2 separate regions of the Mus musculus genome follow, and region 1 is linked to region 2. Evidence: chromatin loops called from intact Hi-C (ENCODE). Cell type or tissue: left cerebral cortex. All regions are shown on one strand.

Evidence for each region. Peaks named below come from ENCODE experiments on the same cell type or tissue, not always from the same donor. Only the 100,000 strongest peaks of a DNase experiment are listed, where the experiment ranks them.
Region 1: a loop joins it to region 2, with 2.8 times the contacts of the local background. A loop is called at or near these places in 3 of 42 quality-filtered maps.

What each region holds. Positions count from the first base shown.
Region 1 is chr1:58,560,418-58,565,417 of GRCm38, forward strand. The region is part of intron 2 of Fam126b (family with sequence similarity 126, member B); the gene reads right to left. Among named protein-coding and RNA genes, the nearest start is that of Fam126b, 23 kb to the right of the region's middle. In left cerebral cortex, CTCF peaks have their summits at 187 (motif pointing left) and 2,229 (motif pointing right); a DNase peak (open chromatin) is centred at 2,231.
Region 2 is chr1:58,695,459-58,700,458 of GRCm38, forward strand. Flacc1 (flagellum associated containing coiled-coil domains 1) reads right to left here and starts at 531. Exons shown (of 15, transcript NM_175370.5): 1 at 444-531. In left cerebral cortex, a CTCF peak has its summit at 2,350 (motif pointing left); a DNase peak (open chromatin) is centred at 2,350.

The sequences.
Region 1 (5,000 bases), 140 kb before region 2:
ATGGTGTTTATTAATGTAATTCAAAATAAACAAGAGGGCTGGTGAGATGGCTCAGTGGGTAAGAGCACCCGACTGTTCTTCCGAAGGTCCGGAGTTCAAATCCCAGCAACCACATGGTGGCTCACAACCATCCGTAATGAGATCTGGCGCCCTCTTCTGGAGTGTCTGAGGACAGCTACAGTGTACTTACATATAATAAATAAATCTTTAAAAAAAAAAAAAAACAAAATAAACAAGAACAGCCTCACTCAAACAATGTTTCAGTAATGACATATAAAAGAGGGGCAGAGGCCATCCAAGCAGTGACATGGGTCTCAACCTGAACCAGTCATTGCATGACCACTCCCGCAAGTTCTACACCACCATCACCCCAGCACATTTTACAGGTGGGACAGATTTGTGTAGGTTGAAGGTTTTGTGGCTGGTTTGATGCCTCAGTCAGACTGCTGGGAGCCTTGCTTGGTTATGGAAAATAGCCAGTTTGCCTCTATTACCAGGGGACTTTTTTTTTTCTTCAAATTTTTATTAGATATTTTCTTCATTTACATTTCAAATGCTATCCCGAAAGTCCCCTATACCCTCCCCCCCCCCACACACACCTTGCTCCCCTACCCACCCACTTCCACTTCTTGGCCCTGGCATTCCCCTGTACTGGGGCATATAAAGTTTGCAAGGCCAAAGGGCCTCTCTTCCCAATGATGGCCGACTAGGCCGTCTTCTGCTACATATGCAGCTAGAGACACGAGCTCTGGGGGTACTGGTTAGTTCATACTGTTGTTCCACCTATAGGGTTGCAGACCCCTTCAGCTCCTTGGGTACTTTCTCTAGCTCCTCCATTGGGGGCCCTGTGTTCCATCCAATAGATGACTGTGAGCATCCACTTCTGTATTTGCCAGGCACTGGCATAGCCTCATACGAGGCAGCTATATCAGGGTCCTTTCAGCAAAATCTTGCTGGCATATGCAATAGTGTCTGCGTTTGGTGGCTGATTATGGATGGATCCCCGGGTGGGGCAGTCTCTGGATGGTCCATCCTTTCCTCTCAGCTCCAAACTTTGTCTCTGTAACTCCTTCCATGTGTATTTTGTTCCCTATTCTAAGAAGGAATGAAGTATCTATGTGTTGGTCTTCCTTCTTCTTGATTTTCTTGTGTTTTGCAAATTGTATCTTGGATATTCTAAGTTTCTGGACTAATATCCACTTATCAGTGAGTGCATATCAAGTGAGTTCTTTTGTGATTGGGTTACCTCACTCAGGATGATATCCTCCAGATACATCCATTTGACCAGGGGACTTCTTGAGGTCACTCTCATAGAGTCTGGGAGTTCCAACTGCAGTAAGTTTCTACATCTTACCCCCAATGCTAGTATTCTCTCTTAGTACTCTCTTTCTCTGTTCCCCACTCCCCACCCTCTCCCACTCCACCCCAAAAAATCTATTTAATTTCCCCTCCCCAGGGAGATTCATGGGTCCCCTCTTGAGCCCTCCAGAGACAAGACATATCCAAAGATCCAGGATAGAACCAAAAAGGAGGGCAGGGGCTGGGGGCAATGAAATGATTTCTAATGATATTCTGCTATATTCATAAACTGGAGCCAAGCCAAACTGTCATTAGAGAAACATCATCCAGCAAATGATAGGAACAGATACAGAGACCCAGAGTCAAACATTAGGTGGGACCTAGAAAACACAGGAGAGTGAGAAGGGTTGTAGGAACCAGAGGGGTGGAGGACACCCCTGAAAAACATGGCCTCACAGAATCAACTAAGCAGTGCTCGTAGGGGCTCACAGAGACTGAATTGACAAACATGGACCCTGTATGGGCCTGAGCTTGGGCCTCTGCATATTGCTATGGTTGTGTAGCTTGTTTTGTGGACTCCTACAGGAGTAAGGGTTATCTCTGACTCTTGCCTGAGCTTGAGACAACTTTATTCCTCCTGGGTTGCCTTGGCCAGCTGTGATGTGAGGGTTTGTGCCTACTCTCCCGGGGAGGCCTACTTTTTTGTTTTGTTTTGAAGGGAAATGGAGGAGGAGAGGATCTGGAAGAGGGGAGGTGGAGGGATGGACTGGGAGAAATGGAGAGAGGGAAAATTTTGGAGATGTAATATATAAGAGAAGAATAAAAATTGGGGCAGAGGGTAAGAAAGGAGTGAATTAGATACAAATATTTATAAACATGTGTACACATGTCTCTTTGTGAATATGTGCAGTGAGTATAAGTACCTGCAGAGGCCACAAGGGGGCATCAGATTCCCTTGAACTTGAGTTACAGGTGGTTCTGAGCCACATCAGATGTGGGTGTTAGGAATCAGACTCAGGTCCTCTGCAAGAGCAGTATGCACTCTTAACCACCGAGTTATCTCTTCAGCCCCTTGTATTGGAAATAAAATGCAACTGACCTTAAGCTGATAGCCATTTTAGTAATCAGTACACAAACTTAATTATATTATTCTATCTACTTTGTTACAGCTTGAAATGTCTTATAATGAACAACAAAAACTAAATATTTGAATATGAAAATCCCGATATAAGAGATATAAAACAAGGGTCTTACATTTATTCACTTACTTATGTTTGTAGGTAGGCTATGGAGAGTAGAGTGTACATGTATCGACTGCTCTGAGATCTAAGCAAAACTATGAATCCCTACTTCAGAAAAAGGAAACTAGGGCTAGGTTGTGGCTCAGTTGGTAGGATGCCTGCCTAGTTTGTTCCCACCATACAGTGAGAACAGAAATACCAATACAGTCTAATGGGTTAAAGAGAATTTTGGTCTATAAAATATGTGTTTTTGGAAGAGTTTTTTCTCTGTCATCTCAAACTCCTTGTTTATAAAATGAGGACAATAGAAGTATCTATGACAAAAGTTTTTTAGTTTTTGTCTGTTTTGGTTTTTTGAGACAAAGGCTTACTAGGAAGCCCTAGCTGGCTTGAAACTCGAAACTCAGTGTGTAGACCAGGCTGACCTCTAACTCATGGTGATCCTCCTGCCTCTGCTTCTACAGTGCTAGGGTGAAAGGCATATGCTGCATACCTAGCTGACAAGAGAGGTTATTTATTTATTTATTTATTTATTTAAAGAACAAATAACCCGGGGCTGGAGTGATGGCTCAGCAGGTAAGAGCACTGACTGCTCTTCCAAAGGTCGTGAGTTCAAATCCCAGCAACCACATGGTGGCTCACAACCACCCGTAATGAGATCTGATGCCCTCTTCTGGGGTGTATGAAGACAGCTACAGTCTACTTATATATAATAATAAATAAACCTTTAAAAAAAAGAATAAATAACACACAAATTCTTAAAATAGCAATTGGCATATATCCTTCACATTAGCTGTTATTACTAGTAGTAGTTCTAAAATAATAATAATGTAATTATTTAGGTTTTTGAAAATTCAAGACGCATTTTTATTCTAGGGGTAATAATTGTTAATTATTATCTATATTAGAAATATTGTTGAATAAAATGCTAAGGACACAACAATGATGAATAAAAAGAAAATAGATGCTCTCAAATGTTTCAAGGAAATCAAAATTAGATTTAAAAAAAAGCTATAGAATTACCAGTGCAACACATGAGATAATAATAACTGTTCCTGCAAATTCTAAACTTGATTAAAAAAAAATTGCCAGGCATGGTGGCACATTACTTTAACCCCAGCAACTGGGAGGCAGAGACAGATAGATTTCTGAGGTCAAGGCCAGCCTGGTCTACAGAGATAGTTTCAGGTGGGCTACACAGAGAAACCTTGTCTCAAATCCTATCAAACATTCACAACAAACAAACAAACTCCTGGGGAAAGACAATGAAGATATTTCCAAGTATATGTCTAAGACTTAGACTATGGCAGCTGTTATTGTGTGTATAGGGAGCTGAAGGAGAAAAACAGTCTCCAAGCAAACACTCCAAGCAAAGGAGGTACTCTGACTCTTCTAGGTTGTGAAGGGAAGACCAGAGGTTTAGTGTAATTTAAACTGGCATAGCCTATGTGCCAAGAAGCCAAGTACTGGGTAAATTTACCTTCTAACTTCCGTGTGTGTGTGTGTGGGGGGGGAGGGGGGTGGCTTACTTATCCCCCCCTTGCTTCCCAAGACCTACACGCTCTAGACTCCATAAGCATGGTGCCTGTCAGCTATAAGGAGCCATGGCCGGATTTTTGAGAGACATGAGACAGAGAGAGGGGTCTGTGATCTAACAGAATGTACTTTGGGTAGCATTAGTATCCTTACAAGTCTTTACTGATAGCATCACTTCATGAGGCAATCTGTCCTGTATTTCAAATTCATTTCTAGTATTTTCTCTAATGCTGGAGAGCCTAATGTTGGTTATCTCGCTCTCCTAATGTGGACTCATACAGTTATACACTCTTAACTTAGGACACCATCCCAGCCAAATTCATTACTCCTCATGGGGCGGGGGAGATAGTAAAGGAATGCATACATATACAACCATAGTGTCAGAACTCAATTAGGTTGAAAAGTGTGTGACATGTGGTTGTACGTTCTATGATGGTGAATTTATATAATGTCTATTCCTTAGTTGGTATGGGTATAAGGCTGATGGCATTGAGCCCCCTCCCCCTCACCCATTCTGGAGACTTCATAAAACATATGTCAGGATGCTGGATCTGGTCGTCAGACTCCATGTAACAGGAGCACTGCCTTTGCAATTTTCTTGCTCTTTGTCCCTATTTTGAACTTTGATAGTATAAGGCTTTCATTAACATGGCCCTATCAGCCATTTCTGAATTCTAACCAACTGTTTTCCTGGGTAGATTCAACTCAGTGATTCTGCTTACTCCCCATTCTCCTCTTGACCTGTCCTGGCATGTGTTTTCTATGAAAACAGTGGGACTGTCGGGGTGTGCGCAAGACCTTGCGTTAAAGCGAAATAGAATTGGGAAGAAGTATTTATTTGGGCTCTTTTTTCTCTTCTAGTCCCTCTTGCTAAGGATGACCTTGAATTGAACTCCTGATCATCCTGTCTCTACCTCCTAGGTA
Region 2 (5,000 bases):
TATGTGCGTGTGGGCACGTGTGTGTGTTCCCTTCTTTTCTTCCCCTGTCTTATCTCCCTGGTGTTTCACTCACAGCCGGAAGTTGTCGCTGAGTGAGCAGAGCTTTAGAAAGGGTGGGTTTTCAACAAGCGGCTGGAAACTCTTCCCAAGATCTTACTTTAATTCTTTCAAAGATTCATTGGCCTTGTGGTCCCTTCCCAGGTTGTGAGTCTTAAAGAAACCATAATGTTTTAGGGAAACTCAGGGGTCATTTCTCACCCAATCAAGGTGTTTCAGAACTCATGGTTGCTGTGTTTATTCCCAAGTGGTTGAGATGCCAAGGCAGAAATCTCCAGACTGCCTTGAAGACTTGCAAACCCAGCCAGTGGTGTTTAGAAGGGTTCCGCGGCCATCCACCCCAGGAGCTTCCCTTAGAAGACAGTTCAGTTGTCCCCAGTTATTACCTGAAAGTCCCTTGAGGAGGAATTCACCCTCTAGCTAGTCCTTTGACTGAGCCTGACTTGTGCCCCAGGATGGTTTGTTTCTTTTATCACTATGGAAACCCAATGGCGGCACCTCATTGGCCCAAAGCTCTCTGTTCTTCCCAACAGAATGTTGGGGAAGCAGCCAGTTAAACTGTTAAATCTTCACACTCAAGTCAGATCCTCAACAGCAGGGAATACATATAAGAGTTCCAGTATCACATGTGAGGCCCTAGAAGCTTAATTTCCACAACAGTAGACTTACTGCGGGACCACTAGGCTTTATGGACACATGGCCACAGTTCCTGGATTTTTGTAGTTGATTTTAACTTCCTCCGTTTTTCAGAAACCTAGAACTAACTACAGTGGGCACTTCCTTCTTTGAAGCTCAGCCTTTGAGACCTGTGGCAATCCACAGAAACGATGAAATTTTTAGCTACCTGTGCGGTTTTAGTTTTCCCCTAGGCGAAGTTGATCTTGCTAAATAAAGCAAAACAAAAAAGACAAAACAACCAAACCAAAAAAGTGCTGGCTTATTCATTTAATTTTAATACAACTCACTAAAAGACACACATTTTATACTGAAGGTTCACAAACAATACTCTATTGTTTACTATTCTGTTTTTCTTTTATAAATCAAGACTGATTGTAATCCATTAGATTGGCTTCCTGGTCCTGTGATGGTTCACACTTCATAGTTTACAAAAGCTGGAAGTTCACAAGCCTCCTGTATCCTCTGAATGCCAGTGCAGCTAGGCACGGGGTGCGACCTCAGTCCTGTGCTCAGTGGAGCAGAAAGAAAGGCTAATGGACAGAGAAGAGCTGAAAAATGTTACCTTAAGAGACTCAATTGCAGGCAGATTTCTGAGTTCAAGGCCAGCCTGGTCTACAGAGTGAGTTCCAGGGCAGCCAGGGCTAAACAGAGAAACCCTGTCTCAAAAAACCAGAGAGAGAGAGAGAACAAGAACTTCAACCAGAGAAGTTATCTGACTAGATTTACATGTAAGATAGACCATGTCAACCAAAGCAAAGAAACAGGAGGAAGAGCCGTAGTATGAGACAGAGAAACCATGTAGAAATATCTTAGAGGCCTGATGAGCCTTAGATGTGGGCCAGCAGTGGCGATGACCAGAAGACAACACAGGCTGGGACGTGAGAGGGAGGGAAGGAGAGGCATTCAACTCCTGAGTCTCCAACTCCAGTGGCTGAACTGCTGTTAGTGCAGCTCACTGGTTGGACTATGTTGGGGATGAACAGATTTGAGAAGAGACTGTCCATTCTGTTTTGGACATTCGGAGGCCCCAAGGGGACACCTGACTGGTGATGTCTACTGGAGAATTTATCAGAAGTCCCATACGTTCAAAGACGACTCTAAAAACGGATTTAGTGATTGATTGAGGGAGTGGGTGAACATGTAGGCGACTGTGACGTGTAAGACAACCTGGAGGCAGTGTGGTCAGTAAGTGAGAGGACTCAGCCACAGGCCTGCTAACTGGCTTCTCTTATGCCATTAACACGAGGACAATAGATGGTGAAGGAAACTCCAGATGCTTGCTCACCTCAGGCATACATCAACCTGTTAGCGTCAGTTCAGTTGTTTCCCTGTGGTGGTCAGATAGAGGCAGGCTCTGTCACCCACTGAGCTACATGCCCAGCACTAATGCCATATTGAGATATCGGTACCTTCTACCCCAAACACCCACACCCCAATATACTCCAGCCTCAATACAGTTACACTTTTGTCAGCGCCAAAACAGCAGATGGGGCATGAAGTGAAGGCTTTCAAAGGGAAGTGGTATTCATGGTGTCTTTCCTCAAGGCATGGAGGGAACAAGGGCTAGCATTTTAGTAGGTTGGCCCTTGCTATCAGTCTTGGTTTGTGTGATGTTGCTGCCCTCCTGAGGTAGCAAATGCTATGAGCCTTGAGCAGCCAGGAGCTTTGCATTTAAAGTGTGACTGTATTTGCTGACTGTGTGAATGGACCCAAGAGGAAGAGTGTTCTCTTCAGAGGTGTGCAAAGATCTCCAGGGCACTCAGCTGCCACTGGCTGCTTTTTTTGTTTGTTTTTTTGTTTTGTTTTGTTTTTCGAGACAGGGTTTCTCTGTGTAACCCTGGCTGTCCTGGAACTCACTTTGTAGACCAGGCAGGCCTCGAACTCAGAAATCTGCCTGCCTCCCGAGTGCTGGGATTAAAGGTGTGTGCCACAACGCCCGGCTTTGCTTTTTGACTTTTGAGTTCTGACTTTAGGATGCTGTGCTAACCCTCTTGGACTCTCAGCTGCACCCGAAAGTTCCAACCAAGGAGCTGCAGAAATGTGAAAGCTCGTGCTCCTGTGATCACACCCAGAGGGACCACAGTTGGAGTTTCACTCCTCCATCTTCTCCACCTCACTCCCGACACAGCACAGGGAGGTTTTGGACAGACAGTCCCACATCGGTCTCCCAAATGTTGGGCTCACAGGCATCACCACAACTGGCACTTCCCTTCTTAAGAGGAAGGCTGACAGAGTTTGTATGCTTAGAGGGTTTGTGCTTTGTGTTGGCAGCAGGCAGGTCAGTGACAGAGACCACTAGGGCACGCAGGAGGGACTGGCAGTGCAGAGGAAGGGGAGCTGTGCAGATGCAAGTGTCCCACGACTTTTCTCTTTCTGCTCTTTCTTCTTTTAATGCTTTAATTTCTAATTGTACTTGCTAAAATTTATGGCCTATTATCAATAATGTCTGCACGTGATGTGACTATTTTGTTCCTTAATAATTTAGTGATTTCAGTGAAGTAAAAAAAATTAAGTTTTGTGAAATAATATTTGAGTTTATGTATTTTGCACTAACACCACATTCTTTGGCACACTTTGCGTGCTGAAAAAAAATTTTTTAGCTAATGCTGTTGACACCACTTGCCAGCCTGTTTAGAGAGTTTTTTAAATTTGAAACTGTTGTGGCATTCGGTCCTTCATATAAAACAATGAGAAAACAATACAATGCAAAGATGCTTGCAGATGTCAAACTTAATACAGTGAAGACAGAAGCCAAGTCGACGCCCAAAGCCTCCAATCTTTCTGGGTTTTTGGATGCATGGAATGTTGACTCATACTTAATTGTTAAAGAAAACACAAAGATAGTGAGACTGTTACCAACATCTTATGTCAAAAAGTAGAGTTTTAGCCCAGCATGGAGGTGCATGCCTTTATTTCCAGCCCTCACGAGGCAGGAGTAGGTGGATCTCTGAGAGTTCAAGGCCAATATAATCTACAAAGCAAGTTTCAAGCCAGTCAGGCCAGGAACCCTGTCTCAAAAAACATACACTCCTGCGCAGACACACACACAAAATATAGTTTCATACTTTGTTGTTTTTTAAACAAAATTTCAATTGTCCAATTTTGCCAATGAAGACTCAGAAGCCAGATGCTGGGGTGAGAGCCTGCAAGCTCAGAGAGGCAGAGAAAGCACCCAGCTGACCTTCTTTCTCAGCCCGTGTCCTGGCAGGAACCCTTACTTCTTAGGCCACAATTACTGTGCCGTGCTCCTTTGGATCCTGAAGCTGCCTTAGAGAAGTTTAGAGCCCTGCCTGTGAGCCTTTAGAAGTTTGGAGGAAACTCCCTGATGTCACATATTTGATTGACCCTGAAAGGTTGTCCTGTAACATGAAGAGCACATTTAAATAAAACAAGGTTCTAAATCAAGTATATTTTAAAAAGAAAGAAAAAAAAAGAATAAAAAATCTGCTTGACAAAGGAGAATGGACAGAACCAGCATTTAAAAGGCAAACAAAGAGAAATTGGAAAGAAAAATCCAGAAGATAGGGAGGGTCCCAGGAATCAACATCAGTCAATCAACCAGGCACGGTGACACATGGCTTTAATCCCTAATATATAATTAATTAATATGCTATTAATTATACACAATTATGAAACACATGCTCATAGTGTGTAATGATCAATTCAGAGTAGTTAGAAAATTCATCATCTTAAAATTTTACCATTACATTTAATTATTTATTCATTTTTGTGTAGAATTTAGGTCCAGTTTGATCTGTTACTATGTGTTATAATGCTAAATACTGGCCTCCATGGTCTCCTTGCCCCCAGGGGTGAATAGATCCTTGCATATACCAAGTGATGCTATGTAACCTTGACTCCAAGTTCTCCCTGACTGGTGAATAAAGATGCCTATAGACTGTAGCTGGGCAGAAGACATGGAAGGGGGACTTTGTTTGCCAGGCTTTGGGCCTAAGGCAGAGACCACACCCGAGAAGGGAGGGAGATAAGGAGAGCAGAGAAGGCACTGTGTGAAAACATGGCCACGAGGGCTGACTAGTTGGAGTTAAGAGAGTCCCAGACAGAACATGGCAAGTTATAACTCGGGGTTATTGACAGGGAAGTAGACAAAATAGCACAGAGGGTTGATATCTGCCCAGCTCTAGTGCTGTTAAGGCTTATTATAAACAAAAAGGTTTTTTGTCTTTTCTCTGGGAACTGAATGAACAAAGGTGTTAATTACTATTAGTCAATTAATCAATGAACTGATTGATAATAAAACAACA